Regions from separate parts of the Mus musculus genome. Here all the other regions are linked to region 1. Evidence: chromatin loops called from intact Hi-C (ENCODE). Cell type or tissue: heart. All regions are shown on one strand.

Evidence for each region. Peaks named below come from ENCODE experiments on the same cell type or tissue, not always from the same donor. Only the 100,000 strongest peaks of a DNase experiment are listed, where the experiment ranks them.
Region 2: a loop joins it to region 1, with 2.9 times the contacts of the local background. A loop is called at or near these places in 10 of 42 quality-filtered maps.
Region 3: it touches region 1 in a loop (4-fold over the local background); 7 of 42 quality-filtered maps call a loop at or near these places.
Region 4: a loop joins it to region 1, with 4 times the contacts of the local background. A loop is called at or near these places in 4 of 42 quality-filtered maps.
Region 5: a loop joins it to region 1, with 7 times the contacts of the local background. A loop is called at or near these places in 10 of 42 quality-filtered maps.
Region 6: it touches region 1 in a loop (13-fold over the local background); 16 of 42 quality-filtered maps call a loop at or near these places.
Region 7: it touches region 1 in a loop (6-fold over the local background); 9 of 42 quality-filtered maps call a loop at or near these places.

Annotation. Positions count from the first base shown.
Region 1 is chr15:56,693,726-56,697,725 of GRCm38, forward strand. Has2 (hyaluronan synthase 2) reads right to left here and starts at 821. Exons shown (of 4, transcript NM_008216.3): 1 at 269-821. Has2os (hyaluronan synthase 2, opposite strand) reads left to right here. Exons shown (of 4, transcript NR_002874.2): 2 at 1-43; 3 at 230-352; 4 at 638-735. In heart, a CTCF peak has its summit at 1,880 (motif pointing right); a DNase peak (open chromatin) is centred at 956; H3K4me3 peaks cover 2,512 bases; H3K27ac peaks cover 2,229 bases.
Region 2 is chr15:56,342,775-56,346,774 of GRCm38, forward strand. No RefSeq gene overlaps it. Among named protein-coding and RNA genes, the nearest start is that of Gm41326, 65 kb to the right of the region's middle. In heart, a CTCF peak has its summit at 1,668; no DNase peak of the experiment used is centred here.
Region 3 is chr15:57,229,095-57,233,094 of GRCm38, forward strand. No RefSeq gene overlaps it. Among named protein-coding and RNA genes, the nearest start is that of Gm26178, 8.0 kb to the right of the region's middle. In heart, a CTCF peak has its summit at 1,571 (motif pointing left); no DNase peak of the experiment used is centred here.
Region 4 is chr15:56,064,118-56,068,117 of GRCm38, forward strand. No RefSeq gene overlaps it. Among named protein-coding and RNA genes, the nearest start is that of Gm46516, 140 kb to the left of the region's middle. In heart, a CTCF peak has its summit at 2,183 (motif pointing right); no DNase peak of the experiment used is centred here.
Region 5 is chr15:56,743,103-56,747,102 of GRCm38, forward strand. No RefSeq gene overlaps it. Among named protein-coding and RNA genes, the nearest start is that of Gm41327, 13 kb to the right of the region's middle. In heart, a CTCF peak has its summit at 2,021 (motif pointing left); no DNase peak of the experiment used is centred here.
Region 6 is chr15:56,854,017-56,858,016 of GRCm38, forward strand. No RefSeq gene overlaps it. Among named protein-coding and RNA genes, the nearest start is that of Gm38516, 91 kb to the left of the region's middle. In heart, a CTCF peak has its summit at 2,252 (motif pointing left); no DNase peak of the experiment used is centred here.
Region 7 is chr15:57,406,652-57,410,651 of GRCm38, forward strand. It overlaps a transcript of Slc22a22 not described here. Among named protein-coding and RNA genes, the nearest start is that of Gm35627, 110 kb to the right of the region's middle. In heart, a CTCF peak has its summit at 2,033; no DNase peak of the experiment used is centred here.

The DNA of each region.
Region 1 (4,000 bases):
GCCCAGAGAGGCAGCGGATTTCACCGGATGATTAAAACCCAGGGTATGCTGCGAGACTTGATAGTGATTGGCAATATTCCCTCATGGGCAGTTTGTTGCGGGGGGGAGGGGGGGGAGTTGGGGGACACTTCAGACCTCAAATGTTTCTATAGAAACTAGGGGGTTTTTGTTGTTGGTTTTTTTTTTAAAGCTCTGTTGATAATTTCTTCTCTGCCCCCAATCTATCTAGGGAATTCAAAGTTCACCCAAACGCGTCTGTATAACGTACCTTGTTCAGCTCCTGCTCATAGACTCGTCCTCCGCCTGTCTGTGTGGTCCCGGAGGGTCGTGGAAGGAAGTTTCCAAAATTGAGGTAATAAGAAATCAGATGAATTTGAGACGACCGGCCAAAAAAAATAAGAAATTTAAAAACAACATTTAAAAAAAAAGATGGGGGAGCCTTAAATGCTTGGTTCTCCCCTCTTTGAGAAGAAATTTCACTAATATTCTCTTTTATTATTTCCGCTGCACTTAAGTCTTCTAATTCTTTTTGTTAAATGTGCTTTAAAAATAAATTAACTTTTCCCCCTGTTTTGCTATTTGCTCCAATCCCCTTCCCTCCGACGACACAAAATCTCTTTTCACATCAACCTACAAGCCGGGTCAAGACTCAGCAGAGTCTAGCAAGAGCAGAATGAAGAAGTCTTTGGCTGGTTCAAGTCCCCCGTTCAATGGGCTGCTCGAAGCCAGGACTGGGTAATTCTTTCCAGACGCCTTGACTTCTCCTTCTTCTTCGCTGTGGTTGCCTTTCTGCCTCCTCCAACTTAAGGGGGTCTTAACAAGTGAGCCGGTGGGTGTTTTAATAGGACGGAGGAGGGAGTGGGGGTGAGGGGAGTGGAGGAGGGAGGTGTAGACTGGGGAACCCGGAGGGGAGGGACTGGGCGGGATGGGAGGCGGGGAGGAGTGGGGGGAAGAGAGAGAAATTGGCCATTCAAAGCCCTCTCTGAGCTAGAGGCCGCTTCTAAACTCCAATGAATTCAATTAACTTGATTGTTAACGTGTGCTGAGAAACGCGGAGCACAGATGCTGACCACCGCCTGATACCTCTCCTCAGGCAGTGACCGCGGAGCGGGCAGCCCTGCTCTGCAAATATTGCTGAAGTCTGTCTGCGTTACAAGGATTCCCTCGACTTGATAAACTCCCCGTTGCATATAAATGATTTTAAGGCCAAACGGTTCTCTTAGGCTAAATCACTGCTCTTGGCGGAATACTGACTCTGTGTGTGTGTGCGCGTTGTGTGTGTGTGTGTGTGTGTGTGTGTACGTCCGTGCTACCTAGTTTGCTCCACAAATGGCCTAGGACGCTAAAAAGAGCGACTAGTTTGCCATTTGTTAACCCTTTCTTCCTCCCAGCTCTAAACTTTCTAAGCAAAAGGCAAATGTCAACGTCTCCCCCCCCCCCCCCCCGCAGTTTTCGCTGTGGGTGGGCTGGACACTGAAATGAGGAAAATTTTTAAATTTCTTTTTTTCTCATGATTCTCAGACATGAAAACATACAAAAGATTCTCGATTGGAAGTTTATAATAATGATGATAGCAATAAACCTGAGAAAGTGTACGGAAGCAGTCATCTCGTAAAACATCTGAAATTACTTTTGCCTCTTGACAGCCTTTTACTTAATGTTTTCAAAATACCATTTTAAAATTTCAATGACGCCAAGACTGGAGAGTTTTCTTTCTCGGGTTTTTTTTTTTTTTTTTTTTTTTTTTTTTTTTTTTTTCAACCTTAGGGCATCCGCGCCCTTTTCCCTTGATCCTTGCGGTCCCCGCCCCTGCCCCCACCCAAAGGAAAAGGTAAAAGGAAAAAAAAACTCAGAGAGCTACAATGGACACTAGGTGGCGCTGTTTAGGAAAAAATGAAAGCGGATTTACGCAGTAAGGCTAAAACTGAAATCTGCTAAAACCTTACTTGCCTTTTACTTCCTTTTCTGTTCTTCCCCACCCATCCCCTCCTTTCTTTTATTTCCCTTCTTCGTGCTCTTGATGTGGGCTTCGTTTGAGTTCTACCGCATCTTGATGCTGTATGGTATATGTGTTTCGGATAAGATCGGAATATAAATTTGGGCAATAGTTAAAGGTCAGACAAAAAGAGAAAAGTGGAATAAACCGGGAGTGAGGCTCGCAACATATCAGGCAGGTGTGGAGTTGAGGATTGTGAATAGGGATGCAGAGTGTGACTGCAACTCGCAGTTGTCAGCCGACCCATCCCCCACAAAGCTGGATCTGCAAAGCCAGTCCCCCCACCCCCGACCCTCACCTCCCCCCACACACCCAAACACAAGGCCATTTCACCTCTGGGAGCCATCACTTTGGTGGCTGACTTCATGCCACTCTGGGGAGACTTCCTCATTTCCCCCCCACAACTCTCTTGACTCTAGCCTTTGAACTCCCGCTTGAGGTGATTCAACTGTTGCAAAGACTGCCTTAAATTTCAGAGCGCAATTTCATCACACTTAATCAGACCTGAGCTTCCTGGTTTTTCATGGTCTGGGAAGTGGTAAATTGCTATTTTAAAGTATTACTCAACTTCTGCGCCGTGACTTATAATGTAAATTAAACTGAGTTGGGAGAAATTGTGGGATGCCAAGTCTCTACCTGTAAACTCCCCAGTGGCCTCATAGCTCCCATTTCTCTATCTCTAAATGCCTAAATGCCCACAAGCAAAGTTACTCTAACAGTTGCTTAATAGTGTTAAATCGTCCTTATGCTAACAGTTCAAGCAGCAGAACACCTAGTAAAACTAAGTTTCTTTATTAAAGAAAAACACATTTGTTGTTTCTTCCTTGTAATTCATAAGCCATAAAACAAAGTTGCATGCCCTCCGCCCCCCCCTCCCCCCAGCTGTAGGCAAGTATAAACTTTGGTTCTACATCTGTGCACTTCCCTGTCCTCACAGAGGCAAGAGAGAAAATACTAGCATAATTTAAAGCTAACAGTTAAAGTTCCCTATAAGCGAAGAGGGATCCACAATTCAAGAGTCCTTACACTCAGATCACACCTTTAATATTTATTGTCTGTGGGATTGGAAAGGCACTTCAGTTTTCTGGAAGTAGATGCTAGTGGAGAAAAAAAAATCAAAGAAAAGGAACGTTTATCGTTGATGCATTCATATTCTCTCTCTGTCTGTCTATCTCTTGAAAATATTTATAGTATCACATGTTGATACTGAAATTTATTGGTGTACTGGGTTATTCTGATGTCCAAATTATCACTACTAAACTATTTACAAAAACAATTAATCATTAGCACTATGTCCAAGCTTGTCCACTAATATATTTCGATACTGGAGCCTTTCATACACATCTTGAGGAATGCAAATTTCTCACGTGAGAATTTTTCTCCTGGATGTTTCGTGTTTCCAGCAGCAGGAGCAGCAGCAGCAGAGGCTGTCAGTTGCTGAAACTGTGCAGGCAGGTTTGCTTCATAGAGGGAAAAAATCATGAAGCTGAGCATTATTCGTGCACAGCCATAATCCCAGCTCTTAGAAGAATAAAGACCAATCTTGCCTACAGCGTGATACAAGAGTCAGTGAAAACAATGAACTGTTAGGAGTTTCCTCATTCAAGTAAAAAAAAAAAAATGTCCCAGGAGCTACATATCCATTACAGAAAGCAAACATATGGAACCCTTTCCACCTAGCAACCATGTAAGTAAGTGCACTGCAGAAAGCTTTTCCCACCCTGCGACATTGGTGGCTCACGCCTTTAATCCCAGCACTTGGGAGGCAAAGGCAGGCGGATTTCTGAGTTCGAGGCCAGCCTGCTCTACAGAGTGAGTTCCAGGATAGCCAGGACTACACAGAGAAACCCTGTCTCAAAAAAACAAAGCAAAACAAAACAAAAACAAAGCAGAAGGCTTTTCCCTGTGCATCTCACATCTTCACATATATTCTTAAAAGCTGGTAAAGTCAAGGGTTATAATTTACTCAGCAATTCCCACTACGTGATCCAGGGCTTTCTCAAA
Region 2 (4,000 bases), 350 kb before region 1:
ATTAAAATCCTGAAAGCAGAGATTAAATATCTTTCTCTGGATATATATAATAATAATTAGAGATAGGGTTCAAGTTATTTCTGATGTCAAATACACTCTGTCACGTTTGCTACTACTACCAAAAAGTGGGGAGCCTTCTGACAAAATGAACTGAAAGTGTCACTACTGCCAAGAATTGTGAGGAAAGGGTGAAGAAGAGGAAGAAGAAAGATATAGATACCAGAATTTTACACTATGGAAAGTTTTCTGAATCCAAGCACCAAGGGGATTACCAAAGCTGAAATTTTTGAAATGTCCTCTTTGAGATCATCCAGTACAAAAGTGCTTCTTCCATTTACAATGGAAGAGTGAACAAATATGATCAACGAATATTTGAGGTCTAGTTTTCCCTTACTATGTTTTTTAAAGCACAATAGTATTCTCTAGTCCTATAAATCTTCATCCGTATAATTAAATGAATTCAAGCCTGTGATGCTTGTCATTTCTAATGTCTTTGATGGGTTTCCCTCATTTTATAGTTTTTACTTTCTAAAAAAAAACATTACGTTTATTTATGTAGTGTGAGTGTGTGTGTGGGGGGGGGGTAAAGCTGCAGCACTTTCATGAGGATGTACTAGGAAGCTTTAGTCTAGAGAATTCCCCACAATGTATCGTGCTATTGCTCCCTTGTTGGAGATACAATTTTGTTTCTCTCTGTTTTCTTCATTGTTAGTGTCTCCTGTCATTATGCCTTCCTGGAGCAGTAGCCAGGAATCTGTATCTCACAAGGAACTTGGGTTTCCCATTGTCTAATAGCTCTCTTAGAAAAATGTATCCCAACAAATTACTTGTAAAAATCAATCAAATAAAAATCTCATCATCTGGACAATTACAGTTAAATAGAGAATTCAAAAAGGGTCTTGTTGCCAAGGAAGTCATTATTGCAAAGAGTTCACAAATACTCATATAAAGAACAGTAGCAGAAGAATACATTTCATGGCTCCCAAAGAAAGTAGAAATAAAAAGAAAAGCTTATAAAATCCTACATTATGGAACAGTGGAGAGACTGAGACTTGAGTCGGGACTTCTTGGAAGGTTGGAGCCTTTTGTAAAGTCTGAGAGATTATGGAAGGGTATGGGTATGAAGATATGTATTCTTGTAACTATATTTAGCCTCTCCCATGAGCACTTTTGGGTAGTGAATCCTGCCCTGAAGACCGAGGATTTTGCATTGGACATTGCTTGGATATAGTCACGGGGTGAGAGAGTTGAGAAAGTCGGAGAAACAGTGGCACAAAGGGAGATCACTAAGATTGTAAGAATATTTCAGGCCCTCTTCCTAGAAAGAAATAACAGTGATCCCATGAATTTAGTAGTCCTTTGTGTTGTATTTTACTCTTTATCTGGCTTTCCAGAAGGGGCATGTAGACAAGGGTATTGAGAAGTCTTTTTTCATTCCAGCAAATTGGATATTTCCTAGATTCAAGTTAAAATACAAAAAGCAGGGGGGAGACTCAGAAAGCAAGAACCAAGTGACCCACAACAATGAAGTTTTAGAAGTATCTTAAAAATAAGTCATGCTAATTTAATGTAACAATATTATGCTTTTGGAGCTAAGAGCCATAACATATGGCAATGAGAAACTTGTTGCCAAAGGAAACTAGAAAAAGCCTGTCCATTCACTAAATTATCACTAGAGGGGGTGGTTGCATGCAGATAAGGTTCAGGTCCTGGGCCATTATCACACCCTTTTGCAGTGAAAACTTCCCACCTCCATTAGCAGTAACAGTTTCTTGTTGTTGTTGTTGTCGCTATGGGAATCGCCTACCAAGGAGTAAATATGTCTACAATAGCCGTAGACACTTTTATTTCTCATCCTTTTTTAGTGCGTGGCAGCCTCAGAGCAGTCCATCTGCAGCTTGATGCTGCTCACTGGCCTGTTAAGTCTGGGGAGCACAAGTCATCTATTATTGCTCAATGGTAACACTGCACACAGCTCTGTTCACACACTGTGGTGCATTGTAAGCTCTCTTCTCTATGGAGAGAGAGAAAGTTGGAAAAAAGAAACTGGTTTGCCCCTCCCCCTCCCCCTCCCCCTAGCTGGGTCCCCTCTCTAACAACAGCTGAATCATTAAATGTGGATAACTCATGAATCTTTCTTTATCAGTCTAGTAGACACTCATGCTTAAGTGTTGAGAATACCAATTTAATTGGGTGTAAATGGCACTGACAAAAAGAATCATTAGATTTACTGTTTGGAGCTCAAAGGTAACTGTGTGAGTTACCTGCCACATGATTAAATTAATTGGGCTTTCTAAAAGGTATAAGTTTAAATAAAAACTATGATTGAACTTCAGGGTCAGTGGCATAAATTAAAGTGTATCCAGACTGTTTAGTTTGTCCAAGAGAGAACTCTAAGTTAGCTCTTCCTATCCAGGGAAGTTAATTGAGCAGAGAATAGGGCGATTATTACTAGTTGCAAGTAATTTCATGTCCTCTCTTACTACTGTAGTTGAGTATGTAATTAACTACGCAGTTTAACAGCTCCTGGGCTGTGGTTAGTTGCTCAGTGGTAAGGCACTTGCTTAACTTGTGGAGTGCTTTCTAGCACTGAAACAAAGAAAGAACTAACTACAGGAAAAATTTCAGAGATCTCCTCTGTATTGAGATGTCGACAATCAAGGGAGCATTAACACCTTGAAACCTGGTCCTAGTCCAGTGGGAAACTAAAAGAGTGGAGACAACAGCAGAGATACCTAAGTCCATCACCTCTCTGGCCTATCAGCCTCTTCTCAGACTCAATGAAGGAGGGATACTCTTTCCCACAGAACTGGTAGGGGAAGGACCAAAACTTGAGACATGATTCTTTGAGGTCAGACCCAAGTCAGTTGACTCATCATATATCTTTGAATGTATTCACATAATAGACATTCAATATATTTGTGTTCTGTAAATGAGACTATAAATGAATGGATGGCAGAATAATGTCCTGGGAGATAAAATCTGAGGATTCTTAGTTAATATGTTCAAAGGGAAAGACACTGAGTACTTACTGAATCTTAGAGCAGTGTACCTGGATGAAAAATAACACTCATACTTTAACTTAAGCTTCCAGGTTTTATCCTTTGTTGAACTACACTTTGATTTATCACTCTAGACATCAGTATATTTAAATAATAAAGCAAATAAATACTCATCTGTAGGGCAGCAAGAAAATAATGTGTAAATCATTCGGAAGTAAAGAAATGAAATAACTGGCTATGGAACCTCTCTGGGAGTTGACATCTTTGTGGAGAATTGTTAGCCTTTCCTTGAAACATACATTTGGGTTCCTGGCATCAAGGAAGTTTTGTAATTTCTCCAGAGGACATTTCCTTGGGAATTTCAAAGATGCAAAACTCCAAATGGTGTAGGGGTGCTTGAGTTGTGAGGCATCCCAACGCAAGCATCAGCAGTGCTGCTAAGATGATGTTGGTCAGTCTTGGCTTCTTGTCACTGGGGCCTCAGGGTGTCTACTTAACTGGAAACACATTCTGCAGTTACAGCCAAGAGGGGCGACCTTTCCCCAAATGGTTCTTGTTTTGTGATTCAGCATGTGAGTCATTTGGTTAATAACAATTTCCTGTCTGTCCCAGACACCCCTTGGGAAAATTGGATCTTCTGATTTGGAGAGAAATCCTTGGCCCAGTTTTTAAGGGCATTGTGAGATTGTCAGTGAAGTGAAGGCTCTAGGGACTTTCTGTATTTTACTGGGCTGCACAGGAGTGGGGGAATTACAATAAGACAGCAGACTGCAACACCACATTACCTTCTACTTATCGCTATAAAAGACCGTTTGAAAGTATGGGCAGAGTGTCATGGTACTCCACTATTGAATGGTTACAAAGGTTACAACTGAATTTTCATTGTGATACTGTCAAGAACTCCCTCACTCTTTGCTGCCTCTCACCTTTTTATTTATTTTTTTAATATCTGTCATTCTTGATTCTTCTTCCTTCTACCATGGCATGACATAAGCTGG
Region 3 (4,000 bases), 540 kb after region 1:
ATATTTATCTCCTCTGTACATGTTGAACATTTACTGGTAGTTGAGTGCACTTGGAGTGTTACTACAGAATGTGCAAACTTTTTTACAGTTCAGATACATTAACACCCCAGTGGCAAAGATTCTGTTAAATATGATAGAAGTGCCAAATTTCATTCCTAACTCACTTACATATAAAATGAGAAAACCACATTTGCTTTGCACATTTCTCTCTGTTACCTTCATGGTGATCTGTGTTATTTAGCTGTCTTTAAATTATTTTATTAATTCTCAGCACTTTTTTTTCTTTGAAAAATTGTTCATCCTTTGTTGTCCTGCCTCTTTTGCTCTCAAAGTCCTAAATTACATGATTTGATTCGTCCATCTTATCTGGAAGACTGAATCACCCATCCATGTGCATTAGTCAGGTACAACTAGTAGTCAGAGACCTCGGGGTATTTTGAACAGAAAAAAAAAATTAAAACAGGGAATGAGATGGGCCACAGAGATGGCTCAGTGGGTACAGACACATGCTGAAAAACATGATGACCTGAGTTTAATCTCAAGGATTTACATGGCACAACCATGTAAAGAACAACCCCCACAAATTGTTCTCTGACTTCTACACATATGCTGGTCCTACATGACTACTGCCCCTCCCCCTACATACAAACTAAGCACAAAGAACGGATGAATGATAGTGTTTGGATATTTACATATTACTAGAAAATAAAAGAGATTTTTATAGACTACCCCTAGATTGAAAAGATATAGCCATTAAAGAAACAAGTACAAGCTCAGGTCCACACGACAGTTGGGGTTTGGTCATCACTGACAAGGACATAACTACAGCTCACTGGATGGGAAGAAGTCTCCTAAAGTATTTTAGGCCAAAGAATTTTCCTACAGCTGGCACTAAGATTCTCAGGAGATGAGTCTGACAGTTATGGAGATGGAAACTAAGGATGACATACAGTACATTCCCAGAATAGAGTACAAGAAGGCTGTGGTTGGTGGTCAGGAAAGCACTGTCTTAAGATACTGAAGAGTTCTCAGTCTGTTTATGGTGACTTTGAAAGAGCTAAGAAGCTAACTAGAGGACAAGAGAGTCAAAAAACAGCTCTTCAGAAGGAGCAAGATACACAGGTACCTTACAAACTGTGGGAAACTGACAAGGGGGCTTTAGTTACTAGGAAACTGGTTGTGTTGACCTTGCTGAACAAGAAGAAACCAGCTGGCTGCACATAGCATTTGACGGAAGCCAAACAGCAAAGAAACTATTAGATTTATTGGGATATTTAGCTTTGGAGAAACGTCATTGCTAACCATTCAGAGGAAAGCATGATTGGGCTATAGAGACTTCTGGGAAATGATAGTGGCTTCTGAGTCTCCCAGAAGACAAGCAGGGTTATACACATGTGATATGATCACTGACATTCATCCAGGGTCATTCATTCATTCATTCATCCTTCTGGAGTCTGGCATGGAAACCTAGCTTCCAACTTGAGAAAAGGATGAAACTCTTCAGGGACAGTTCAAAAGCCCATCTTCTAACAATATCCCTCCAGTGCCCTCTACTGTCAAAACTTTAAACCATTTCAATGCCACAGAAAGGACAAGTTGGGGACTTTACATTCAATAGATAACTAAAACATTAATAAATAAATTCCTCAGGCTTAATCCCAGGTAGAGGATCAAACCAATCCCAGTCTTCACATCCTTGAATTCATCTCTTGGTAACACATTTTGAACCAAATATAGAGAAAATCAAGATCCCTTCAGGAAATGAAAGCAGCCCAGTGGTGTGGATATTAAGAATTATGAACTCTTTAAAAAAAACTGAAGAATAAGAAGAACTTAATAGTATTACCACTGCTTAGTAGGAATACCCCAAGAGGGCATTTGCTTTGAAGGCAATAAACTGTCTGAAGGCTGGGTTGGAGACTCCAAACAAGGAATGTTGTGTACAAGTGGGATCTGTGAAGCACTGACTTGGCTCCTAAGGCCTGGAACCTCCACGTGAAATCTCTGTGTGAAATCTCCATGCAAGAGCCTGCTAGCGATCTGGCTCTGAATATCCAGCACTGGAAACACTGAATGATCAGACTCCACATACTGTTGCGATGATCTTTCCTTTGCCTTTTCTCCACTTTCTGAACCCAACTGGCTCAGGTTCCATACATTCCCTACCTCGCTACTATCCCTTTCTCCCTGAGAAGCTAAACATTACCTCTCCATTCCTTATTTGTTTTCAGCTTAATTTCATACAGTTTTCCTAGTTTTTATTAGAACTGTTTAAGTACCATTTTTGCAATAGATTTCTCAAGCATCTGACCTTTTCTGTACTTCTAAGAATAGCAATGGAAGTATTAATTTATTAACCTTCATTTTTACAGAAGCCTATGACATATAAAAATAATGGTTGTGTGTCTCTCTTGATTGCTGCTGTAATTTTGTTGCCTAATTTACCTAGAACTCTTGAACATAATATAGTAGTCTTCCAGAGCTTAAGTACTGAAACAAACTAATTCTTTTTCAAATGTGTAAATTCTTCTCACAGGGATCATTTACTGCCGTTAGTGTCTGTGTAGACGTAATGCTCTTATTTTCATTGTCAGCTGGATTTATTCTATGATGAACAGTGACTCAAATTGTTGTCACATTCCATATTTATGGGCAGGACAATGACTCAAACATCATATGTGATTATTTTGGAGATCTCTAAGTCTCATGAAAAATAAGGTCTAAACAACACATGTTACAACCACAGTGTTGTACTAATAAGATAACTCAGGAAGTCTAAGTGCTTGCCATCAAGACTGACAACCCAAGTTCAATGTTCAGGACCCGCAAAGGAGAAAGGGAGAACAAACTTCCAGAAGTTTTCTTCTGATGACCACATATGGACTATGGCATGTGGAAGCACACACATATATATATGGACACACACACACAATTAAAGTGAATGTAACACGTATAATTGTTATGTTATATGAAGAAGATTAAATATGTATTTTAATAAGGAATAAGTCAGAAAGTAGTCTCAAAGGATTCTACAGAAAAATAAAGACTTGTAAAAAAAAAGTAACTAGAGTCTACAAGAATAAGCTTTCATACGATAAAAGGGCAAATTTCAGGTTTTGATTGAAAATCAGAATTAGAGCAAGCAGAAGAATTGATGATAGAAAGCCTGATAATCAGATAAATACTAGAAAATAAATATCTAAAGTTAAGTGCTATCAAGATACAGGGAAAAATGTGGTACATACATACTTTAGTTGCATAATGTTTGTTTAAACATTGTGACTGGACTCATGCTCCGATTTTGAAACATTCCAAGGTAGGCTAAGCAAGTCTCATTTTCTGTATGTATCATGGGGTGTAGAAAGATGTATGAAATTCATCCGATATGATGAGCTGGCTTTGTAAAGAAAGACTTGAAAGGGCAAGCAAGGGAGTTTGGAGACCTTGTCTCCGACACACAGACTGTTTCATACACATTTCAACCAAGAAACTATTGTATTACTCACAATTTACTAAGAATAAGGCTGTATAGTGGCATTCTAATACAGCATTTGATGATAAGTAGCTTTAATTTTTTAAAATTTCATTTAATTTTTAATTTATGGAAGACAAAATTTTGTCATGTAATTAGATTCTGTACACTAAAGAAGTAAATTTGTATATTCAGTTGTTTTTCCATTCTCCCCCTTTTATTGAAAATAGATTCTTTCCCCATATCCTGATTACAGTTTCCCCTCCCTCTACTTCTCTCAGATCTTTCCCATCTCCATTCCCATCCAGATCTACTCCAGGTTCTAACTCTGAAAAGAACAGGCTTCTAAGAGATAGCAAGGATGCATAACAAAGTAAAAAATGATAAGATAAAACAAAAACCACGACATTGAAGTTGGACAAGACAAATAAACCAACAGAAGGAAAATGGTCCAAAAGAAGGCACAAGAATCATATATTCACACACTCAGGAGTTCCATAAAAATACTAAGCTGAAAGCTATAATATA
Region 4 (4,000 bases), 630 kb before region 1:
CAGCATTTAGGAAGCAGAGGCAAAGAGATTACCTGAGTTCAAAGCTAGCCTAGCATGTATACGGAGACTATCTGGGGCTGTATGGTAAAACCTTGTCCCAAGAAAAGGGATAAATACACTGAATGCATAGAAGACTTAGGGTTCCCTAGTCTGATTGCCAGTGCAGGGGAGAGGCTGCAGTCATTGGTCTTAGAGGCAGGAATGTGGTCGACATAACCCATCAAGGTCTATTTGACCTCTTATAAATATAGCCAGCCAGCCACTCCACGTGCCTGTGATTTAGTAGTGACACCTCTGATGGCATACACACCACCCAGAATCCTGGATTAGTGTCTCCCATTACCTGTTCTCGGGCACTGGAATATCATCAGCTTCTCTGTTGGTCTCTGCATGTAGGAAACAGTGTCATCATTTGGTTACAGAATCAGTTGAGTCATACGCCTTATTAAATGTAAACCATTGATATACATTGTAAGAGTTTATCATTTATTATTAGGTATCCCTTAGATGAAAAGTGGGACAGAAACTTGAATTTAAGTCCAATACTGCTGCTGAGGTTCTGGCTTGGTCTTCAGCATTCAAGAGACTTCGTGACCTGAACTCAGCCCAGCACCAGGGCAACAGACCCAGAGGAACCTATGCACTCTCGGTAGCTAGTGGGACTCAGCAGAATTTCTTATCACCTGACTGACCCCATCCCTCAAGGATGGGGTGGGACCTGTCTCTCTGATGCCTGAAGGCACAGTGCCACCCTGCAAAGTACTCCTGCTTGATAAGAAGTCATCTCAGATTTATCTTAGTCACGTAATATTAGATCTTGAAATTTATAATAAAAAGACTTAACTACTCTCATCACCAATGGGAGTGGGGTGGGGGAGCATGTATGCTGCTTATTCTGTGCCTGACCCTGGACCCCACATTCTATACAATCGATCTCCCACCAGAGAACACTAGCGAAAGCATTGCCTTTCCCACTATGTGGCTGAGGCAGTGAAGTCTAGAGACTTCAGCCAGAAGAGCCAGAAGAGCCAGAAGAGCACAGCGCTGGGATTCCAGTCCCGTGCACAGGCAATCAACCCCTCAGCACCCACTGATGAACTGTGGTAGCCACCAGACTACCTCCTTCCTCAATTTCACATCAATGATCCCTTCCCATCAGCCACCCTCTGTAACACCAAGGCCCTTTCCCTCACCTCTTGCTTCCTGTTTCCAAAGCCACTTTCCTAAGATCAGTATTGTAATGCTGGCTTCAATTTTAAGTGTATTGATTGGTGATGTTTCTCCTACTGGGACAAAAACCCCAGGTGGACAAGGCCTTTGCTTTGCTCACTGCTGTGTCTCCAGCACACAGGATGACACTTCCGGTATATAAAGTACTCCTAGTAAGCACAGCTGGATGAATGAATGAATAAATAAATAAATAAATAAATAAATGAATAAAGGTAAATGAAACAGAAACAAATACTGGAAACAGTAGCCGTACAACGTTAAAATTTTCATTATCTTTAGAGTTTTCGTTGAGACATTGTTTCTCCTAAGAACTGAGCATCCAAAGTACCTCATGTGTTGGACCAGCATATAAATCTATGTATCTATGTATGTGTTTATATATTACTATCTATAAGCTATACATGTATGTATGTATGTATGTATGTATAATCTATCATCTATTTATCATCTATCTATCTATCTATCTATCTATCTATCTATCTATCTATCTATCTATCTCATCTATTTATGTATGTATCTGTTTCCCTTTTTCATTAATTTATTAATTCACTTTAAATCCCATTTACAGCTCCTCTTCCTCTCCTCCCAGTCCTCCCCTCACAAGCCCTTCCCCCACTATTCCTGCCTCTTCTCCTCAGAGAAGGGGAAGCCCTCCATGGTTACCAACCTTCTCTGGCGCACCAAGTCTCAGCAAGGCTAAGCTCACCCTCTACCAATTGAGGCGCAATCAGGCAGCCCGGCTGTGCAAGAGGGTCTAAAGGCAGGCAACAGAGTCAGAGACAGCCCCCTACTCCAATCGTTAGGGGACCCACATGAAGACCAAGGGACTCATCTGCTACAAATGTGTAGGGGATCTCAAACTTTTTATTTAATTCACTTGGTTCATTGGAAAAATACCAGGAAGGTTCTTTTCTTTTACTGATTAAATGAGAAAGGGGTGTTAAGTCTTGAGTTGCAGTATGTAATATGTATCTTGTCCACTAGATGGGGCTACTATACTACAGAAGTCGGTCATCCACACTGGCCACACCACTGCGGTTTTTTTTTTTTTTTTTTTTTTTTCTGCGTTTCTTTTTAAATTTTTGGAAGGTCACCTTTGCCTCTGCCTCTTTGTGTGTGTGTGTGTGTGTGTGTGTGTGTGTGTGTGTGTGTGTGTGTGTGTGTGTGTTACATTTTCTTTTTCTATCTCTGTTTTTCATTTTTTCTCACTTTCTCTCTGGCTAATACCTTAACCTGGAAAGTTTATTACATAATCAGTACACACGTTTATTTTTTGCTTTGGAATAGAAGTTTTGTTATCTCTAAAATCTAGTGAATGCATAATAATATTGATTACACATTTATTCCTCTAAGTACATGAAAATGACAGTAACTCCATTGTTGAGGTCACCCATGTGCCTAGGCAAAGGCGGAGTGCTGGCCTAGAGCGTGCAAGGCCCTGGAGACAGGCTAAAGTACTTCATAAGATTTTAAGGAGTTATAAGATTTGTAAGTGTTAGGTTGCTTCAAGATTTGACTAGGTTTTTTCTAGTGTTAGCTTAGTGTTGGAAGATCTGCAGGTATTTTAAAGATTGGCGATTCTAATTTGCCTGACATAGAACAGAGCAGAAGTGGAGCCAGCTGGTCTGACATCTACCCTTCTTCCACTTGGTCTCGTGATTTCCTGCTGCCTGGGCCATTGCGTTAAAAATGACCTTGGAAGCAAAGTGTTAATTAGGGGATGAATTAGAAATGTGGAAGCAGATATGATTACTGACCACAGACGTAGAAAAGAAGGGCTGCCTGGTGTGCAGCGTCTCACACTGGTCCTGCCATGTCCAGCTTTCGGCTTGGCCCCTTCAGTGTGCACTCATTCAGGAAAGTCCCTTACCCTTCTTCATAATAGACCTGGATCAATAGCAGCAGCATCCAGTTCATGGCTTGGACTTTGATTTATGAATGGGAGTAAACTTCAGATAGATTGCATTAGCCATGTGTCTCTCCCCTTCGACCTGACAAGAAGCAGCTGGAAGGAAGGCAGACTTATTTTGAACCACAGTTGATGGATATAGATCACTGTGGTCGGGAAGGCATGGAGACCTCCATAACTGGAGTGCAGTCGATTCTTTACACCACCTACCAGGAAGTAGAAGGCAGTCAAGCTAGCAGCCTTAAGTTGTACCCTAGGGTCAATGCCATCTAGTTCCTGTATCCAAGGGTTTAACAGCCTCTCAAGACAGGGACACCAAAGGAGGGTCAAATGTTGAGAATTGTGTGTGGGGACCTTTCCTACTCAATCACAGACCAACAGGAGAAATCCTCCTTGCTGGTCAGATTAGCTCAGAGGATGCACAGCCACTGCAAAGCTGAACACAGGATATGGCTTTTGGTGAATGGCTGTTGGCATTGTGAGCTCAGTGCCAGGCACACATTGAATTAACTAGCCACAAAGGGCTCGTGATGACATCATTTTTTTGTTTTTTTGTGACTGGCTTCCCGTGCGATGCCAAGTCACAATATCAGGAAGTCATTATCACGGCAATTAAGTCTCTTAGGTAATGAAAGAGGTCTCATTTTGTATACTGAAACACCACGTCTGAGTCCAATTTCAATCCCATATTCTTAACGAGAGACTAGCATTCTAGTCACACTTGAAACTGCTGTAGCCTTCGAGGCCATGCTCACGTGACTCTTCTTATCACGCCTGTTATCTCTCTTCTCCAGAAGGTCACAGCAGTAAGAGGAAGGTGGAGAAGAGAGGGGGTCTCACAGTTTTAAACTGATCACAGTT
Region 5 (4,000 bases), 49 kb after region 1:
GAGTCTGTTTGCTGGCTCACCATATCTTCCCCAAGTTCTAGAGCTTTTAGCTTTTCATTGGCATCTTAACAGACCAAAGTAGGGATACCAATAAAAACAACACTTATTGTTGGACCATCAACTGTTAACATTTAGTAGAAAATCCATAAAGAAATACCAGCTCTTGACTTTATGTTTGAGGTAAAGTGTTCCTTGATTTAAATATTCTTACTAACCAGAAGTGTTAGCATGCCTGTAATTCCAGTCCTTGGTATGTAGATGCTAGAGGAGGAAGGCCATGAGGACCTCCCCACATTTGCAAGTTCAAAGCAAGGATGGGTTGAAAGGCTCCCTGTCTTCACCCTCATCTTATTCCCCAAATATCCTCGGCTCTCATAAGAAGTCTGGTGGCCTAAATGATCTCCATAACCAAATTTCCTGTCAGAAGCCTCTTAGGTTTAATTTATGAATTTCAGAAGAATAACTTTGTGCCTTTACAAAGATTCAGACATTTTAGTTGTTATTTTGAAAACCTAGGCATAGAGAAATGATAGAGTAAAAGACAAAATCAGTGCAGGCAAAAAGAAAAGCCACAAGCCCAGACTTGTTCATAGTCTCCTGACTCTGTGGAGCTGAGGACAGGTTTGAGACCTGAGGTCACAAATGACACTAATCACTCTTCACATTTCTTCCGAGGGCTTAGGCTTTGACAATTGGTAAGACAAAAGACACGCTCTTTCATGTTTTTTTCTTAGTATTCAAAAAGGGAAATTTAGGATAAAAATGGGATAGTTTTCTAAATCAAGGGGAATGAGTCCTAGGAAAGCTAATGTCAAACTGCAATAGCAGAAATTGTGAGTTAGAAAAAGAAACAAACAAACAATAATCTTATATCCATGAATTTGCAAAACGAGTTCCTCTTAGAAAGCCAGTAGGTACAATTAGGGGTTGTGATTGTCCCAGGTAACAATTTGAAATCCTTAATCAACACTGCTTAGACTGTAATGGAAAACTTGATCTAAGTAGAAAGATGATCAGAGAGAAAGTTGTGATGCTCAGTAGTTTGCTTGCTGTCCTGTTATTGTTGATTTAGCAAGGTTACTGATGTAGGACCTTAATTAGGTATTTTTTTGTCTGATAAATATAAATAAAGATATTTATTCTGTAGTATGCTGTGAGAGTCCAATACATGTGTAAACTCTACAGCTCACATCCAGACAGACCATACCAGGCCAATACAGTGGGGGAAGGGAACAAAGGTGGTGAAAAAAAAAAAAAAAAACAAGATGAAAGAGAGTGAGGGACCAAAGAGATCTGCCTTTTATTTGGATTGTGATGTAGCAGCTCGAAGGTTAAGGTGGGAGGTGAGCCAAGTAGATTCTGAGAATATATGACTGTTGACATGACAACAGATGTATGAGTCCCTGTCACCTATGTCACTGGGTTCGGAGATAATCTGGCACACTGGTTCCTGATGACAACATAAACCATGCTTGATCTTGCTTTCCCTATTCAAGTTATTCCTACTTAAAAATCTTGTGAAACTCCTAATTAAATATCCTGACTAGGGCTACACAGAAAAACCCTGTCTTGAAAAACAAAACAACAAAAAAAGAAGAACCTGAATTGTTTTAAATAAAAGCAGCTAACAAATTAAAAATCTTGAAATTGATGTTTTGTTTTAAACAAAGCAAATATACTGTATTCTTTAACTATTTATCAGCGTCTTTTAAACACAGAAGATTCACGGAATAGCTAAAGTTAGGCAATCAGATGGCTTTTGAACAGCTTTGAATAGTGAGAAATTCAACTTCAATACCTTTACAAGTATTGGGAAGCACAAAGATGTTTAGAAAAGCGGGCTCCAGCTTGAATATACACATATATATTATACAGATGTTGGTACCCCCTTTGAGATATTAGGATTCTGTGGTTTCTTGTCCCTGGAGAAATCCTGCTGACTTCAGAAGTCAAGGTCTACCTCATACTCAGCATTGGGTTTTTTTTTCCCCTGAGAGATACGTCAACACTGCCTCCTGGTGGTAGAGAGAAGAGGTTTTTGGGTTTTTTTGTTTTGTTTTGATTTTGTCAGGTGTAAAGTGAATTGGTTTTTATTAAATAGCAATAATAAAGGGATCTAAAAGGGAACTAAATTCGGAAAGCCAATAAGGGAGGAAGCCCAAGTCCAGCTAACGTGTGCCTATTACTAGGACAGTTAACTGCTAATACTGTCATGAGTTGATACAGAAAACATTTTACTGAAGCAGTGTGGTGGGTATTCTTCGGCCAGAGCATGGATTGAAGGAGAAACAGTCAAATACTGACTGAGTGAAGAAGATGGGGGCTGTTTCATCCTGAGTGATTGGGCAAGGGACATTGCTTTGCCCTGTAGTCATTCTAGTAAATTCTTCAATACTCAGGACATCCAGTTAATGACTAGTAAAATGTCAGAGATGGGAAAGATATTAGTGTTCTTAAGTCCAAGTCTCTTTTTGTCTTAAATGACTGGCCACACATTCCATGGGCAATTAGTGATTCCATAGGCAATTAGTAACTCTTCATTGAGCTCTAGTTAAATGTGAGCTACTGTGATGGATAATAAAGTGATAAATAACTATCATAATGGAGCCATTGACCCAATGAAAACCATAACCATTCCCTTTTGTGTGAACAGATACTTTAAAAAAGGAATTATATTGGAAGTTATCATTTGATTATTGATATATCAAGATTGAACAGTAAAATTCCTGAAACCTTTGAACCTCTAGTTTAGGCAGATTCTCATCCCTGTACTATCAAGAGCAAAGTTACCCACTTCGGGTGGAAGTTTTTGATATTTAAATAATTGTAGCTGGATCTCATCTTCACACTACTGGTCAAAGTCTATAAAAGTTTGGGTGTGTTGAAAATAAACTCCCCAGAGAGGAAATTTACTCCAGCTAACAGAAGAAAGAGTTTACCTGTCACTGCTTAAAATCATTGCACCATGCACTGCTGTAATTGTCTAAGCACAAATTCCATGGATTAGAACACAACTTATTTCACCGTAATGATTAATATGGTTAAATACTAATAACTGGACTGTGGATTTTTTAATAATATAATTGACTTCTCTTGTATTTCAATCTGCAGAGGTTGTAACTATGCTTAATGTAACTGTAAGTAGTTCTTTAATTTATGCTTGCTGAAATAGTAAAATCCACCTTTTTCTTTCTTACTTGTCCTCTTTCCCAGCATGTTGCTAAGGGAAGCGGGATGTCCCCAATGAAACTCTTTCAAAATTCCCGAGTTCTCATCTTTTCCTGGATGATTAATGGGCAAGTCAATACCAATAATGCCTTTAATAAGCAATTTAAGGATTTAGGCTTTTAAAATAAAAGGATTATAGGGTATAAATGACATACAACTTATTTTTCCATTATAGAAAACATTCTTGCCAAGTATTTCAAGTATCTCTTTGTTTTTACAAGTCGAAGATGTGCCCCATTGCCCCTATTTAAAAAACAAAACAAAACAAAACAACAGTGGCAGATACCTATCCATATAAGAATGACTTTTAGGATAAATCCTTTTTTATTTTTTTAATTCTTAATTATGTGGTAAAAGATATTGATGGCTCAGACATGATCATCAGAAGAGGTACCAACTAATTTAATCCAGATAAGGTGTTCATAATTTCAGTTAATGGTAGCAGTTTCTTTTAAAATTGGACCAAGTCATTGGCATATGAACTGAAAAAGAGCAGCTGGCAGAAGTACAACTTGTTAGGTAATTATCAGGGCACACAGTGACTGTCAGCCGAAGTTCACCTAGTGTAATGGCTCTTGAGGTGCTATTAAGACAAACACAATACAAAGTCCAAGTAGGCACATGGCTATTAGAGTAGTTAATAACAACATCACAGATACTATTCTCAGAGTCTAAAACTATGACAACAGTGGAGTGGAAAACACACAGAAACCTCATAGTAATAGTATAATTTTGGTATAAGATGGAAATCTGTCATTAGAGATTTTGGGAA
Region 6 (4,000 bases), 160 kb after region 1:
GATCATACATCAAAATAATCAAAGTCTCTGTCTTCTAATACTTAGTAGTGTGAGTGTTCATTCTGCTTTGCCATAATTATTCAGAACTGTAGCTTGAGTAATTTGAAGGCATTTATTTCATATGCCTTTTATAGAAAAATAGTCCGCCTGGCTTTTGCTTTTCTTAATCTTACAAAAGTAGAAAGCAGTGGTAGTTGATTGACAGATATTATGACTCAGTTGAAAAAGGATTGCTTCAAAAGTATAATATCAAATAGGCATATGTCAAGTAAGAAGTACCTTAAAATTTTTATAAGTCATATCAGGAATGTCATATGAGGCAGATTCACCAGAACAATTCATAGCAGAAGCTCAAACTGAATTCCATCAGCCTACATGGAAGAAGGTGTCTAGATGTAGTCTCCTCATTGGTCAGCTAAAAGGACAGTATATCCTTTCATATGTTAGTACATTGGCTTGTAAATTATAAAGTTAGACCTCTCTTAGGTTGCTATTAGAACTTAATAAGATGCAACATGCATTTACCCAGGTATTTCATTAATCACAACATTGACCCTGTTTCTGGTCATCTGGTTTCATCAAGGAAGCTCAAAGTTTCTCCATCTTTCAGCTGAAGTAACACAGGAGCAGCACATACTGAGAATAATAATGATTTTTTTGTATGATCAATTTTATATGATGCATGCACATTTTTCCTTCAACTATAACAAATTCCCTTTGTATTCCTTCCTTCATAAATTCCTTCAGTTTTTTCTTTCTTCTTTTTCTCTCTTCCATGCTAGGTGTCGAAGCCAGGGCTCTATACATGCTAGACAATTGGTGTTAACACTGAGCTACATCTCTGTCTGTCTTGATAGAAGTTTTATTAATGTATCTAGCAAAATATTTATATAGTTTAATAGTCAAAAGTTAGAAATAAGCTGAATTTTGAGATTTCTGTCTTTCTTCCCTGGTTCTCTCCTCTCTTCTATGCTTTCTTTGTTGGTAACTCATTTTTTTTATATATATTGGCTGATTCTTGCATTTTTGATATTTAAAACATATTATACCTATATATAATGATATTTATTCATATTTTCTCAATATTATATCTATAGTTTATGCTTTTTGTTATTTACTTAATAGTATAATTTTCTTATGAGTATAATGAAGAGATAATAAATATGTATGGCTTATTCCTTCATATAGATGTATATTATAATATCATATATGATAACTATATTGTATTTACTTCAACCCATGTCTGCTGCTGATGTACAGTTGAATGTGTGACATTTTTGGTCATATTGGAGGAATGTGTATCTATAGACATGGAGTCCCCTATGGGTTTACAAACATTTGGAATACCTTCTAAGAAGCAGAGATTGTACACCAAAATGTAAATACATATGTAAAGTTGTTACTTATATAACAGTTTCTCATCCACAAAATTTATGCCATCCTACAATGTCGTGGCCATGTAGACATGCTGGTCCCATATTCCCTTGACAATAGTTACAGCTCTAAACTTTTGAATGCTTTACTAGTAGGAAAAAGAAATAGTGTCCTGGTGTAGTTTTAATTGAATTTCTTTTACTTGGGTCATTAATTTGCAGGTGTTGTGGCATATTTGTTCATATGTTTTGTTCATTTTAAATCAAAAATTTAATTTTTTTCTTTTAAATATTTAGAAAATATTCATATATATTTAAAATAACTGTTTATGGTAAAACTTGTAAACATTTTCCATAGTTTTGTATTTTCAATTTTCTCATTCATTTTATTTATATAAAATGACCTTGTACATTGTTTTGTATTCCATACTCAGACTTTTGGAGTCTCTAAATTAGTGGTTCTCAACATGTGGGACATGACCCCCTTTAGGGTTGAACAACCCTTCTATGGGAACCACGAATCAGATATCCTATGTATCAAATACTTAGATTGCTATTCATAACAGTAGGAACATTTACAGTTGTGATGTAGCAACAAAAGCAATTTTACGGTTGGGGGGTCACCACAACCTGCGGCGCTGAATGATTACGGTTACACTTGCCTGAGGGTTTCTCCAGAATGCTAGGAAGTGGAAAAATTACACTGAAGACCTTTCCCTGATCTCAGTAACGCAAACTGACATACATTTAAATGGAAATCAAACTCCAGGTGCTGTAAAGGCTAGGCACTCGGTGATGGCTCTAAGCAACAGATGTTTGAATAGCCAGCTTAACAAAGACAACAACCAAGCTGTTAGCTGTACAGTGCCCTCTGGTGGCTGAGATTCATGGCTGTAGCTTCTAAAACTTAGATTATGCCTCAGAACATTAATAAACAAGTATCCCACTTTTAAAAATTCTCTTTCCTTCTTGCAAACCCTTTTCTAAAAAAAAAAAAAAAGTGTGCTCTGTCTCACTCATGACAAAGAAAAGCAATATTGATTTGTATGCTGAAGTTCTCCTTTTCTTCAAAAGCCGACTCTGATATAGAGGTTAGTTCGTTAACTTAATCCAGACCATGTGTTGATTGCTAGGGTTCTGTGATTTAGAGTCATTTGATTCATTTCCATTTTCTACTCTGGATGTATAATATAAACAAATCACCACACTTAGTGGGCTTTAAAGATAATCTAGTCCACAGCATATGTGACAAAGGAAAACGGAAAGAAAGGAGGGGGGAAAGAAGGGAGATGAAAAAAGGGAAGGGAGGGAGAGGAACGTGAGGGAGATGAAGGGCAGGGAGAGGAAGGGAAGGAAGAGGAAGAAGGGGAAGGAAAGGAAGGAAGAGCAGAGGGAAAGACACACAGTTCAATATCAGAAATCCATCTGCTAACATGTATGAGCCACGCACAGATTTGCTTGATTTAATGTTTCAATCATGGAAATGAATGTTTGACATTCTTCAATTCAGTAGTTGCCCCTCCGTGATCTTTACAGTCCAACCCCGAGGCAAGAGGGTAATCTTTACCAAACTTGACAACTCATTGATTAGCCTTCACAAAAATAGATTTAATTGCTTGCCTGCTTGCCGTGTGTCCTGCTTTGCTTTCAGCTTTCTTCTCTACTACAAATATCAATTAAATTCTAATAACAAAGAGTCTTATTGTAGTTGTCAAATAATCCTTTTCAGGAGAATTGCCCTCCCTGACTATCCATGGGTAAAACTTAAAATTCTTTCAGCTACAATTCTTTGCCAACTTTTTTTTTCCCTTAACGTCAGATGTGAAGGGTCTGCCAGGATACAAAATAGGCTTATCTTTGAGGATATTCCCCAAACAATGAGACAGTCTCTGCAGAAGCATCAGTGTTGTGGCCATAGGTCATTAGAACCTTAAGGTTGAGTATAATTTCGCCATGCCAACTAGCAGCTATGTGAGGTCAGTTTATGAGGAGGATTATCTGATTTTGTAGTTGTTGAAAACACAAGAGCCTGTGGGTGACAACGAGAAAAACTGTGATCCTTTAACAAAGAATCCAGGAAGATGATGTGAGCTCTGTTTTTTGGTAATATTTTGCTACACCAGGACCATGTAAAGAAAATATGATGCACTTTCCAACTGAATCCAACTCAGGATTATACATAGAGACTGTGATATCCAAGGGCAGGGTACAGTGGAGATGTCTCAGGCATCAGATGTCCAGATGTCTTTCCATTTAGAGGAGACATATTTTTTCAATGTACTCATAATGCCTTCTCTGTCGTCTACTTTTGCTAATTTTTCTAAGCATCAGTGTACCATCAACAGGATTGCTGCTGTCATGTTGACATCACAAACTTCATGCCTATTAGACAGAAGGTAGAACAGTCTCCCCCACTCTCTTGTGCACATCCTCTGTCAGTCAACATTTCAAGACAGCCTTCATACTGTTATTAAATCAGTGACTCAAATATGTCATGGTCCTTGGCTTGTCGTTCTGTGAAAGTGGTTTTGTTGTCTTAGCTATGAAGTAGTATCACTAGCTACTTCCTTAGTCAATCAAATCTTTTTCATAATGTTTCGCCTCTTAGGTAATCTCTTCAAATGAGA
Region 7 (4,000 bases), 710 kb after region 1:
TTTACTGATTCCAAGAAGCTCTTGCTGACAGGAACCTGGTAAAGCTGTCCCCTGAGGGGTTCTATCAGCACCTGACCAATAGAGATGCAGATATTCACATGCAACCATTGGACTGAGCCTGGGGACCCCAATGGAAGAGCTAGGGGAAGAACTGAAGGAGCTGAAGGGGATTGCAACCCCATAGGAAGAATAATATCAACTCAGCAGACCACCCAGAGCTCCTATAGACTAAACCACTAACCAAAGATTATACATAGAGGGATCCATGGCTCCAGATATATGTGTAGCAGAGGATGACATTATCTGACATATCTGGGGGTAGGGAAGGCCCTTGATCCTGTGGAGGTTTGATGCCCCAACATTGGGGGATGCTAGAGCAGTGAGGTGGGAGTGGGTGAGTGAATAGATGAGCACTCTATGGAGGAAAGGGGGAGGGAAGAGAGGGGGAATGGTATGGGGGTTTGTAGAGGGGTAACCAGAAATGGGGATATCATTTGAAATGTAAACAAATAAAATGATTTTAAAAAAATGAAGACAATAAGAGCTCCTAATTATATACATTGCTGACTCTAGCAAAGGTCACACAGAAAGAAAGAGAAAGTTTCGGGGTTCTCCCAACACCATTCACAGAAGTAATAATGAGGCAAAACTCTTTAGAAACTAGAATAGATGTATAGGTTTCTACTGTCTTTGCCAGGGCCTGGCCTAGAGCAACGGAGCAAGGAAACAAATTGGTGGTATGCTGAAGTCTCCTTGCCCCAGCTTCTAAGAGGAGATTGTGTGCATGTATTCCAGTATTCCAGACCTGGATTGGTCCAGCCTCACTGGCACTTTGAAATTACTCATGAGAGAAGTAAAGGAATAGACGCTGTAAAGCTTAGCAAACACTAAACACCAGGCCCTTATGTTTTATTGGAGAACCAGTGGTTGAACATTTACTAGCACACCACACATATGTAGTTCTAACAAAATGAGGTACTCCTGGCCTGAACAGCTGCCTTCTGATTATGTGAGCATCTTCTTTAGGCCTGTAGACCATTTACCCAAACAAATAGCAACTTCAAGAATTCAGGGACTTTAAAATGGTCAAATCCCCAAACCCTTAGCAACAGGACTTCTAGCTCCCTGTTCCTATGCCTTGATCTGTGGTTACATACACAGAGATGCATTAGTATTTTCTTCCTAAATAACATGACTCCTCCTCTCAGGAGCTCATCTCATTAATTTACATCTCATTAATTTACAGAAAACATTAATTAATTACAGAAAACATCATCTTCTATGTTATATTTCATCCTAATGAGAGAACATATGTTATATTTTGTCCTAACGAGTGAACATAGCATTTCCCCCTACCCCTGCCACTCCCCCCCCAAAAAATTTTATCCTATTTATCCCAGGACAGAAAGAGCATCTAGTAAGTTCCCAGTGTCCTAAGGAGAAGTCTCACTACTGTGCTTAAACAGAGCAAAGAACTCAGGGCTAACAACCATAAAGGGTCTCACTTTTCTCTATCAATCAATCTCTAGAACTGTTGTGAAATTTCTAAGTAATTCAGAAGGTTTTACAGTTTCCTTTTGTTCTCCAGGTCTATAGGATACATTAAGTGTTTCGAAGAAAGCATTAGTAGACAAAATCCTGAAATATACAAACAGTCACTGGCCAGGGACAATAGCATTCTTAGAACAGGGTGCAGCAGGACTAAGGCTTAGAAATGAATCACAAGTTTATATTCCATAGGGATTTGCTTTTATGCCAAAGAAACAGTTGGGGACCCAAGAACAGCTCTGAGGCTTGCTTGCTTTCACTTGTGTCTGCATGCAAAAGGAAAGCAAGGGGTTCTAAGACACAGTTTGGCTTCTGTCTTTTATTAGATCATGAATTGTGATGTGCCCGCACAGTGATGTGATCAGAAATGACTAGGCTTATTTGATCAGTTACATAGACCATGAAAAGTGACTATCAAAAAGAAGTAACCCAATTTTGAGAATCTTTCTACTGACCTGAGTCACTTGTGCAGTCTTTGTCTCCCTCTGTAGGCCATATTGTTCATACTCTGGGACTAAAAATCACAGAGCCTGGGCCACCAACAAAACATGCAGGAGTTGTACCTACACCCTCTAGGCATCTGCAGCAAATGTGCAACTTGATCTTCATGTGGGTCCCCTATCAAGTGGCGGGGGGGGGGGGGGGGCTGTCTCTGTTTCTGTTCCCTGCCATTGAATCTCATTCTCCCTACCTGGACTGCCTGGTTGGGCCTCAATGAGAGAGGATATGCCTAGTCATGTTGGAACTAGATGTCCCAGGGTGGGGTAGTATTGAAAGTGAGGGTGCCCTTCTCTGTGGAGAAAGGGAAGGGGGCAATGGGAAGAAGGATTTGCAAGTGTGAGACTGGGAAGAGAGGAGGGAGGGGAGCTGTGTTAGGGATGTAAAGTGAATAAAAAATAAATCATTGGAAAAAAATCACAAGTAATGTTATACAGACTGAGTAGGTTGCTTTATGTATTTAGGAATATGCATAAATGCATAGATAGATAGATAGATAGATAGATAGATAGATAGATAGATAGATAGATAGATAGATAGTTTAATTTTTAGAAAGATGCCATGAATTTCAAGGAGAACATAGAAGTGTATGTGGAGGAGTGGTTGGAGGGAAGCCAAAGGGAATGGAGAAATGATGTGATTATATTATAATCTCAATAATATATTTTTAACTTATATAAAACAAAGGTACACACACAGAATAAGATAAAGCAGTGTCTGCCCCACAGCATCACAATTTCCTATAAAACTAGAACTTGGCCAAGGGACGTCTACAGTCCCTTCCACTGAATGCTGTGGCTCTTTTTAAAAGCTTTTTGATAATTTGTAGAAAAGATTTTCACGATTAAATAGGATAGTTGAGTTTTTATTCAGGAGGAAAGAGGATATTCATAAGAGAAGACCTAGTAGCTATAACTGATGAGAGAGAAAAGGAAGGGGCAATTGGGGTATTGTGCCTCAACAAGATTCCCATCTCCCTAATTCCATTCAAACTGGGTGGTTCTATGAACATAGGAGATGATTTTAGTTTCTCCCCTTCCTAAATTCATAAAATATACTTTCTCTGCCTTACTTATCATAGTAAAAGTTTCTTTTCATTATGGAATCTGACAGCTGTAAACAGAATCCCAGTTAATTGTCCTCTAAAGATGGATTTCACACCACATGCTGCTGACTCATTGAGGGAAGTGTGTATCTAAAATGTTCTGTGCTGAGTCTGAGAAATGTCTTCACCAAATATAAATCCCCGAGATTGAACAATGATTAGACACAACATAGGAAACTGAACCATCTAGAGATTTTTTTCCTAAATGTGCAAGATGTGTCAAAGTATGTGAACCAAATCACTGGATTTTAAGCAATTAGAGGAATAATAGATAAATTCTACTCCAACACTTTCCTTCATTGGACTACACCATCCTTGCCATCAATTCAACAATCTTGTAAGAGATGATGTTTCCAAAGGTGACAAGTGACTCTCTTCTAGCAAATAATTATCAAGCCTTGGCAGGGGTGGCAGGATTCAGATAGCATCTCAGACATGGATAGCATACCTAGTCAATGCTATGGGGGAATGTGTGTGTGTGTGTGTGTGTGTGTGTGTGTGTGTGTGTGTGTGTGTGTGTGTGTCTGTCTGTCTGTCTGTCTGCCTGTCTGTCTGTCTGTCTGTCTGTCTATCTGTCTAGTTTTCAGGCTAACAGACTTCTCTCCCACTAAGAGACACTTGGAAATGTTTTAGTGTTGACTAAAATATTAGAGAAATAGCATACAATTAACAAGGATACACTGAGCCACTATTAATAGCAAAGAGGGAAAAGCCATGTTAGAATTCAAAATCCCAGGCAGACGTGGATCTAAACACTAGTTCTGCCTCTTGGTAGTTGTGTAATTTAGTCAGAGTATATGGGAGTTTTGTCTTGATATTCCATATAAAAATAAAAAATAATGACCACTC